2 separate regions of the Homo sapiens genome follow, and region 2 is linked to region 1. The links are chromatin loops, found by intact Hi-C in ENCODE. Cell type or tissue: uterus. All regions are shown on one strand.

What was found. A loop is a pair of places that touch in the nucleus more often than their neighbours do. Peaks named below come from ENCODE experiments on the same cell type or tissue, not always from the same donor. Only the 100,000 strongest peaks of a DNase experiment are listed, where the experiment ranks them.
Region 2: a loop joins it to region 1, with 13 times the contacts of the local background. A loop is called at or near these places in 2 of 110 quality-filtered maps.

Annotation. Positions count from the first base shown.
Region 1 is chr10:10,458,820-10,463,819 of GRCh38, reverse strand. CELF2-DT (CELF2 divergent transript) reads left to right here and starts at 1,471. Exons shown (of 4, transcript NR_120637.1): 1 at 1,471-1,631. It also overlaps a transcript of CELF2 not described here. In uterus, no CTCF peak of the experiment used is centred here; no DNase peak of the experiment used is centred here.
Region 2 is chr10:10,510,652-10,515,651 of GRCh38, reverse strand. It overlaps a transcript of CELF2 not described here. Among named protein-coding and RNA genes, the nearest start is that of CELF2-DT, 51 kb to the right of the region's middle. In uterus, no CTCF peak of the experiment used is centred here; no DNase peak of the experiment used is centred here.

The DNA.
Region 1 (5,000 bases):
GCGAAAGCAAAATGTATTCCTTGCTGTTTCACACGTGCTTTTAAAGGAAACAAACAACCAAACAAACAGAGAAATTGTAGTTCCTAAGTTTCTTGACCCAAATCCAAGCAGACTCATTGACAAGCCTAAACCTCTCCGTGTGTCTTCCTGCTTCTGAGGCTAAAATATGGATAAGCTCAAAGTTTGACACATGGATATATTTTCAAATGACATGTTTAGTGTACAAAAAAAGAGATGTCTATGTTTTTTTCTTCTTTATAACATTAAGATGTGATGTAAAATATAGTAGCCAGAGTTGCATTTTTCACATGAGCAAAAGTTACATGCAGAAAAAGAACAGAAGTTCGTTGATTGTAGGATATGTAACCTTGAGAACTTTATCTTATAGCCAACGGTCACACATTCTGAAATGTCTTAAGTGATCTGGTCAGTGCTAAAGGTAGTAAGAAAATCTGGTTGCTGAAAATTTACACTATCTAATTTCAGTTATTCCCCCACAACAGAGTAACAGGCAAGCACATTCTCAGCAGCCGTTCCAGGCAGAGTATACACAGAAATACTTGTTGAATTTAATTGGGTTGAATAAAAATTTGTCCTTTTGAGGAACAAAGTTAGCATCTCAAATACAAGGTCTGCAAATGATGTAGGTTCTTCTTAGTTGGCTAATGAACTCCTGACTAGTTACAGATGAAAGGGATTAAAATGACTTTACTGAGCACTCACTTTAGTCTGTTTCATTATCTGAACTAAGGAAGTCTAAGACAATTAGGATTCCTTAAAAAAAAGTTTCATCATTGCACTTCCTGTTTGATGAGTAAACAGCAGACTCGTTATGGTCTGCAAGGTACCTATTAAAACCCGTAACATCCCTGGAAGGAAGTAACTTGGAGAAAGTCAAGAAATCTTTCTGACAGGACACCGCAACTCCAAACAATCAACAACTCATTGTCATAGTGCGACAATCTTAGCCCTGTTGCAACTGGGCAAATAGTCCATTTGCAGAGAGAAGCATCATCGGGGTAGACAGGAATGCTGTTATTAACCATTATAAGTATGACGCGAAGGTCGTACATCAGGCTATTACACCTTTTCATTATACGCTAACCCCTCACGGCAGGGAAGCCACGCTTATGACTGCATTAGACAGACAAAGCCTTCAGCTCTTTAAAAAAAGAAAAAGCAAAAAAAAAAAAAAAAAAAAAAAGATGAAAAAAATTAAACTCGTTTTCTTACCAGCACGTTGCAGCACCAACTCGCTCACAGGAATGTTGCCTTTTACAGGTTTCTCTTTTAATTATCCTAGAAGCAGGGAGAGAAAAAAAAAAAAAATCAAAAAAAAAAAAAAAGGCAAAGAAGAAGCAGGGTGGTTAAATTAGCGTGCTGGAATCTTTTCAGTTTGTCGCAGAGTAGAAAAATAAAAAAAGGAAAAAAAAGGCTCAGTAATTTAAATTTGCTCTCAGTTCAGGCTGCAATGCTGGGTCCCGCCCCTTCTTCCGGCTGGGTTCCACTACCTGCAAGGCTGGAACTGACAGCCACTGTGCAAACAAAAAAAGGCAACAAGCATGCTGGGACCATTCTGTCTGCTGTTTGGGTCTCACTTGTCCTGACAACTAAAAATCATCAGTGGAAAGGTATTCTACATTTTTTATTTGAGGTATTTTATTTGAGGTATTTGCATGTAACTCCCATTCATTTTAATTGATACACCATAGTACATGATGTTGGGTTTGATTTCTGTTTGGGGTGTAATTTTTTTTCTTTTTCTAAACATCTATAATTATTAACACTATTTTTACTATGACAGTTTAGTGACATCTTGTGCATTTCTTACTGTTCCTGTCTCCTGCTCCAAAACACATTCTTTCCTGTCTTTTCCTTTAATTCCTAAACACTGAAATTTCTGGGAATATAGAGATGGAAATACCAAGATTAGTAAGGTTTCCACTTCTGCTCTGACTCTTTCTTTTTTTGGGGATGGTGGGAGGGCTACAGGGAGGTGCATCATACTAAGAATAGTTTAAGGGACAGAGGGCCTAGGATGAAGGTCCCATCAACCCCAGAAACTTCTAGGAAGGATGAAATATTCAAATGAAAAAGTCTCCACAACGAAATGCAAGAAGTTTATTTTCGTATTTATGTATTGTGCAAATAACTAAAAATAATGGAAATAAACTTGGTCTCCATTGCCAATTTTACCTAAGGTGTCTCCTATAGAAAACCGCTTTAATTTTAGCAAGAAAAACCTGATACTTAACGTGCAGGGTATTGCGAGTGTGTAGCAGAGGAATTATGAAAGAGAATAAACCCCATCCTTCTTCTGTCAGGATGTAAATTGCTTGTGCAGAATTTTCAACAAGGTTTTTTTTGTGTGTGTTGTTGTTCTTTTCTAAATGCTCTTTTCAGACGAGTGTGTTAGCGACTACTTCAGTATTAAAGCTATCGGAAGACTGTTGTAGTAGGGAACATCTATAAAGTTGCCTCTTGATCTGAAGCACTGCTTTTATGAAGGTTTATGGCATTGGTGCTCCTATGCAAGTCTGGATTTTTCTCTGATCATCCGACTACCCTAACTTGAGAGGACCATGCTGACTGATGTGTCATGTCCCATAGCTGGGGGTGGGTTGCTAAGGAGTAAAATATATAATTGTACACAGTTCTTCAACAGTGGCCAAAGACACAGAAGAGAGTTACTCTTGATAACATGATTGTGCTTAATCTACTTTTTAAAATAAACTATTATTTACCTCTTATCCCTACCTCAAGCCATTTAAATGGATTTCACCATTTCTGCACAACTTGCAGAACCTCTTAAATTCAAGGACGCACTGCTTTAATGCATTTCACTTTTAAAAATCAGACTTTCAAAAGATAAATGATTAAAAATGTAATTTAAATAAATATGAGTTCACTTTTTAAATTGGTAAAAATTTAGCTGTCAAATATTTGTTCTGTCATTTGAGGTCTCATCAAAAAACCAAACCAATTAAAAATGGAAAGGTCTGAGATGCACAGAGTGAAACTCCATCTTTGTCTTGTATTATAACCTTTACCAGGATTATTTCTCTACTACTGTTCAGCAATGAATGCCTTTGCTCACTTCCTACTAACAGCTGTAGCATAGAAAAAAAAAAAGGGCAGGTCAAGTACTCAAGAAGCCATGTTAACTTCCCAAATAGTTATGCAATCAGCTTTAATGAAACAGTGGTAGATTACACCAATGTGCTAATTATAGGACTTTGTCATAGCATAAGATGCAACGAAACAACCCATGCCTTGGCTTGGAAAGTGCTATGCATAGATTATTTCAAAAGATTTAATTGAAGAGAGATTTTATTTTCCTGAAGCATTCTACAATTAAGTGGCATTCTTTCAATCCTTTCTCTTTTAAGACTAGTTCTGGACAAAAAAAAAAAAAAAAACAAACCTGAAAATAAAGTAATGACTTAAAAAATATCTTACTACAAATATGACTAATTTGCCAATATTAGTTACTTTGGTATAATTTTGAACATAACATACTTAGAACATGTTAGGGAATATCAAAATATACAGAGTGGCACATACTGGTTTATATTCTGAATGTCTATTTTAAATGAAGAAATAATACTTTTATGTTCATCAATGTTTATTGAGTTCAGTTAGAAAAATATTAATTTTTTAAGAGACTGAGTCTCACTCTGTTACCCAGGCTGGAGTGTAGTGACATGATAATGGCTCACTACAGCCTCAAAATCCTGGGCTCAAGCCTTCTGTGAAGGTGGGGCTACAGGTGAACACCACCATGCTTGCTAATTCTTTATTTCATTTTTTGTTGAGATAGGGGCCTGTGTTGCCCAGGCAGGTCTCAAACTACTGGTCGCAAGATAACTTCCTACCTCAGCTTCCCAAAGTCCTGGGATTATGGGAGAATGTTAATTTGAATTAAAATAAAATAACCCTGACATTAAACTTAAGAGAAGGGACATTTTTGTTTGGCTAATGTCAACTAGGTTTTAGCAAATGTGTGAGACATGTGATTCCACTAGATATTTAACCTATTATTTCAGAGAATTTTACTTGGTGCTGGAGAGATTAAGCAATATATTACATATCTCACAGCCATACTGGAAAAAAAATCCACTTCAAAAATAAATATCCCACTAAATTGTTAGGGCATTCTGTGGAGTGATACACATTTAGGTGGCTTTCACATCATGGAGATGTGTTTTAAAGAAATACACTGAACAAGTTTCCTGGAGATATATTTTAAAGAACTTCTTGGAATTGGCATATTGTCATATGCTATTTAAATTTTCATGCTCAGAGAAAATATCGAGGTGGGAAACGCTAATTCATTTTTTAAAAGCTGTATCAAATCAATACATCTTAGTCTTTCCAGTTATAACTGATAATTAAATATCATTTTCAAACTTCTTGCATATATTAAAATTATTACTTTTTGATAAATGTATTCCTCATTATGAGTCAACTGTCTTCAGTGTAATTTTACTGTTTTGTCTTTTGGGCAGTATCATACTGTCTAATAAATCATATGTTGTGGCTGTGATATCTTATTGACTACAATAACTCATGTATAGTTTTCCATTTTAAAAGAATTTGAAAAAATTGTTTGCTTATGTTGTACTGCTTAGCTATCATAATTAATTAACCCCTTTATATCTGAGTATTCAGAAAGTATTTTCTCAGTGCTGCCATAAAAATGGTCTTCTACTCATGTTTGGAACCACGTCCTCATCATTGAATCAATTGAAGTTTATGAAAAGTCTAATTTGATTTTTAAAACATACACAGACACAGAATTCTTGATTTTAAGGAGATGTTCACAATAATTTCTTTGTGACCACGTAGGTAAAGAATTGTGGGTGATATTATCTGGGTATTTAGATCGCAAAGAGATCAAAACAGACCCTGATATTTGGCCTAAGACAGAAGAAAGACCATGAGGAGGCCTTAGACCTCAGCAGGCCATTTCCATCTTACTGTCGTATTCTTACACAGAC
Region 2 (5,000 bases), 52 kb before region 1:
GCTACATTTTTTTCCTTCTTTGTTTCAAGTGGCGTTAACGGGGATAATAACAGAGTATCAGTGAGTCACAGTGGGACACTGAGCTAAAAAGGATTCTTTTGAGTTCAAATGATCCTTTTTGCTCTCTCAGGATCACTCGGTCTTTTACCAGACTGAATCTTGTTTGTTTTTCCTTATTATTAAATATAAATATTCAACTACTATATACCAGTGCTTGAAAACTATATAGTAATAGAAGAGATTTCAGCTCCAATGAATGAGCTTTAGTCAACATGATTAAGATATGTGATATGACTCCAATGGTGGATTTGGGAAGATGTATGAACATGATTAGTTTTAGCACATAATTGAATTGTGTGATTTCATGAGTTTACACAGCTAGTGTCTTCTGGCTTCATTACACATACAGAATTGATTGTGAGAGCTTGGCACAAAGTTTATAAAAGGCGATCAGGTGCCATTGTAGAGTCCGGTGTTCCCACAGTTAGCTCTGAGGGTGTGTCACCTGCTCAGGACCCTCTGTCCCTAGTAGCTCTCAGCCTACTTGGTGGAGCTTTGTTCTTGTATTTGGAGATCTCCTTTCAAATCCAAATGCCACAGGCAAAACATTTCAGTCCTTGCTGCTATGATGCATTTACATAACCTGTTATATAACTCCTTACTTGTCATAAATGTTAATTAGCTGTGCTTTGCAAGGCTTCCAGAGGTTATTCCAATTTTACTGATGAGAAGATGAACGGTAAGATTGATCTGGGAGCAATAATTTGAATCATGCCACATGACACAATAGAGGTTTTAGGAATTAACACTCACGCTCTTGATTTGTTCATTCTCTGTTTAACCCATGGATTAAACAATCTCTGGCTATTCATTTTCTTCAGAGGAGGCCCCTAAAAGCACCTCTGTTGTCAATGCCTTAAATGTCTTAAATCTCTAGAGATTTAAGACACACCCCCATCCACCACCGACTATTTCCAACCTCATCAGCCATTATAACCAAATCGTTCTTCTTGCCACGTCTGAATCCACGTCTGAATCCCATTCTCTCCCAGGCTTATCCTGTAGGCTCCTGCTCTCGGCCAGGGCTCAAAGCCCTCCCTCAGGAAGTGCCAGGAAGCTTCCAGCACTTGATGACATGCTGCTTTGCGCTTGCTGTTTCTTGTGTTAACATCCTTCAAGTAAGTTCCTGGTGATCAGGGACCACGCTTTCATTTTTCTTTATTCTCTACCTCACCTCAATTATGCTGAGTCCACAGATGTTCCCCAATAACTATTAAAAGGAGTATTTGACTAAGTGGATTCACCAGTAGGTCAGTTACATACTTGGCCAACTGATTTAAAAAAAAAATTCCATGAATCGATCAGTTAGTATAACGAGCTACTTTCTATAGCCAATTGTCTCTGCAAACTTCTATACTTATAATATTCCAAACTGAGTTATACCATCTCTCATTCTACAGTGTTTGAAATCAAGAACTTCATATTTGCATATATTTCCTGAGGGTCTGGGAATAACATCTTGGAAAGCTCCCAGGAGTTCTGTGTGCTTAGCAAAGAATATGAATAAACCTGTCAGCAATCTACCCAGAGTGGACGGCTCCAGGGTGTTGAGTAAGTGAGAGCAAGTGGAAGGCTCTCTTCCATTGCTGGCAAGAGGAAGGGTCTAGGCTTTGCTCAGAGAGGGATCTAGGCTTTGCTCAGAGAGGGATCGAGGCTTAGCTTAGAGAGAGATCTAGGTTTTGCTTAGACAGGGACCTAGGCTTTGCTTAGGGAGAAACCTAGGCTTTGCTTAGAGAGGGATCTATACTTTGCATAGAGAGGGAACCAGGCTTTGCTAACATATATTGCTTTTGTCCCTTCTATGGGTCTAATGCAGAATGTGGCATGGTCTGTAAGTGAAATCTGCGAGTTTATATCTTTAAAAGTTAAAAGTCTTTTAAAAAAGTCAACGCTGTATAATTTAGAGATTTAAGATACACCTTTTGGATTATTTTATCATCTTGGATATTTTACTGTAATTTGAACTTTCTGCTATATGTGGGCAACCCTGCTAAAAAAAAAATCTTGAAGCCCTGGGATAAAATGAGGTTTCCTTGCTACTCTTATTTTTGGTGTTTATGTCATTTTTTCTCTTCCCCAGTTTATATTGGATGAAGGAGGAGGATTATATTTAACTGGACAGAAGTAGTTACTGTCATGGATTCATAGCCTTCATTTTCCTTTTTAAAAAGCCTTAAAATAGAAAATCAAAGAAGGAAATCTTCTGATCCTAGTAAGCTGATCATATCAGGATACAAGAAGTACTGCTCTTTCAGTAAATCAGGTCTAGCAGGACTAGATGGGAAGATGATGTGGTTGTGACAGCTGCCACCCTTTGATTACTAGATTTGATAGAGTGATACGACTTCTTCAGTATGTCACAGCATGTTCATAACAATAAAAAAAACAACAAAAAAGGGGCAAAAATCTCCAGTGTCCTGTAAACTACTAAGGTACACAGAAGTTGGTCCATTATTAATGCTTAAGTTGAATCCTTTAATGACACTGATTATTATCATTGTGCATAACCAAGAACATTCAGTGAAGGAGTGGGTGATCCGAACAGCCTTGTGCATCACCAGAAAACCACCACCATGGCACCGTTTTCATGGTATTGAATGTATCAGTGAACTGTGGGGCCTTGACTTTTGGGGATAGGCAGCTTCTTATAAAGCAGTGGGCTAAAATCATCCCAAGAGCATTTCTTTTAAGCCTGGGATGGTGGCCAGGGTATTGATTTGACCACCCACTAGGACTAATAGCTAATCTTTAAATCTTCTGATGCCAAACGAAATTCAGTAGAGGAACTAAAGAGACAACTGTGGCTTAACAGGAGGGGAGGAACTGACCAAACAGCAGAAATAAAAATGTCTTTAATTGATCCTGTTAAGAGTTCTAGACCAGGAGCGGTGGCTTACGCCTATAATCCCAGCACTTTGGGAAGCTGAGGTGGGCAGATCATTTGAGTTCAGGAGTTAGAGACCAGCCTGGCCAACACGGTGAAACCCTACCCCTACTAAAAATACAAAAAAAGTTAGCCGGGCCTGGTGGCGCATGCCTGTAATCTCAGGAGGCTGAGGCAGGAGGCTGAGGGCAGGAGAATCACTTGACCTGGGAGGCGGAGGTTGCAGTGAGCAGAGATCACGCCACTGCACTCCAGCCTAGGCAACAGAGCAAGACTCTGTCTCAAAAAAAAAAAAAAAAAAAAAAAGCGTTCCAAAAGTACCTAGACTGGGCTTCTCAGAAGGAAGGTCTTGTGTTTAATGTGCATCAGCAGTAGAGAATTCATTCTTTTCTATTGTGATGGTATGGTACTGTTGACATGTGGTGCCATGCCTTCCAAATCCTGTCACAACAGATGTTGCCATCAGCAGCACAGATATTGACTGAGTTCCCACTCTAGGCTTCAGAGTGAGGAGGAGGCATGCTATTTCATCCACATCAAGCTCTTTACTTGCTTGTTTCATTTATACCCTCGAGCAAGGAGCTGATTAGTTGATAAAAAATTAAATACCCAGAGAGAAAAATAAGGATACTTTGCCAGATCCTCATAGTCCTTCTGGAATATACTGATTTTGACATCCCTGTGTTCCAGGGTTACAATAATTCAGTTCAACAGATATCAGTTGAAGGTCTGACATTTGCAATCTTGTGTTGGCTCTTTACGAAGAAGAAACAGATATCATGTTTGCATTTCAAAATATTTTAATCAATTTGAAAAGGGGGACTATGAGTGCAAATTTGTAGCCTCAATAAAGAAAACAAGAGTAGCAGGCCTTGATATGGTTCTTACTGGGCTGCTGGCGGTTTGAAGTGGCTATTTGTATTTATTCATCTGATTCTTACAACAACCCTTGAAGTAGGTAATATTATTATTTACATTTTATAGTTGAGGAAACTGAGATGCAGATAGATTGAAAGAAATTACCCGAGATCTCATAGTAGAAGTGACATTTAAACTGTGGGCAGCTGTGAAGCTATACTGATATCCACTACACATACTGCCTTCAAGACAAAAGCTCCCAGGGTCTCTGCTGAGTTTATTTACTTAACTATCATTATCTGGTCTTACTTTTGCTTTTTTCCTTTACACTTTATTCACCAAACAGCAGTCAATATAATCCAAACACACCCATATATAAATATATATACACATTAAAAATATATGTATACATATATTTTATTTATTTATTTAGTTTTGAGATGGAGTCTTAACTCTGTCACCCAGGCTGGAATGCAGTGGCATGATCTCAGCTCACTGCAACCTCCACCTGCCAGGTTCAAGCAATTCTCCCTGCCTCAGTCTCTCCAGTGGCTGGGATTACAGGTGACCACCACCATGCCCAGCTAATTTTTGTATTTTCCAGTAGAGATGGAGTTTTGCCATTTTTGCCAGGCTGGTCTTGAACTCCTGACCTCAGGTGATCTGTCCACCTTGGCCTCCCAAAGTGCTGAGATTACAGGCGTGAGCCACCGTGCCCAGCCTGTATACATATATTTTAAAGTAAAAGAGATCATATAACTCTCTAGCTCAAAACCCTGACACTCACTCCATCTCATGCAGAACTGAATCCAAGCTCCAGGCAGGCCTATGGGGCCCACAGAGCCTGCTGATGCCACCTCTCTGAGTTCCCTTTCACCTTACTCCTTTATCCTTTTCCCTTTAGTGCCTCTGGCCTTTGTATTCTGGGAACATCCCTTGCTCCTTCTCCCTTCAAGCCTTTTGCATTTGCTATGCCCCCTATCTAGAAGGCTCTTACCCCAGATCTTTGCAAGGCTTATTCCAGTTTAAATTTAGATTTCTGCTCAGAGATCACCTTCGTGGATGTCATCCAGAAGAGTCCATCAACTGCCCAGCACTCTTCTTCCCTGAGTTATTTTCTTCCTGACACTTATCATTATCTGATACTAAATTATCTATGTGCTGGTTTTCACTACAGCTATTAGAATGTAAGCTCCAA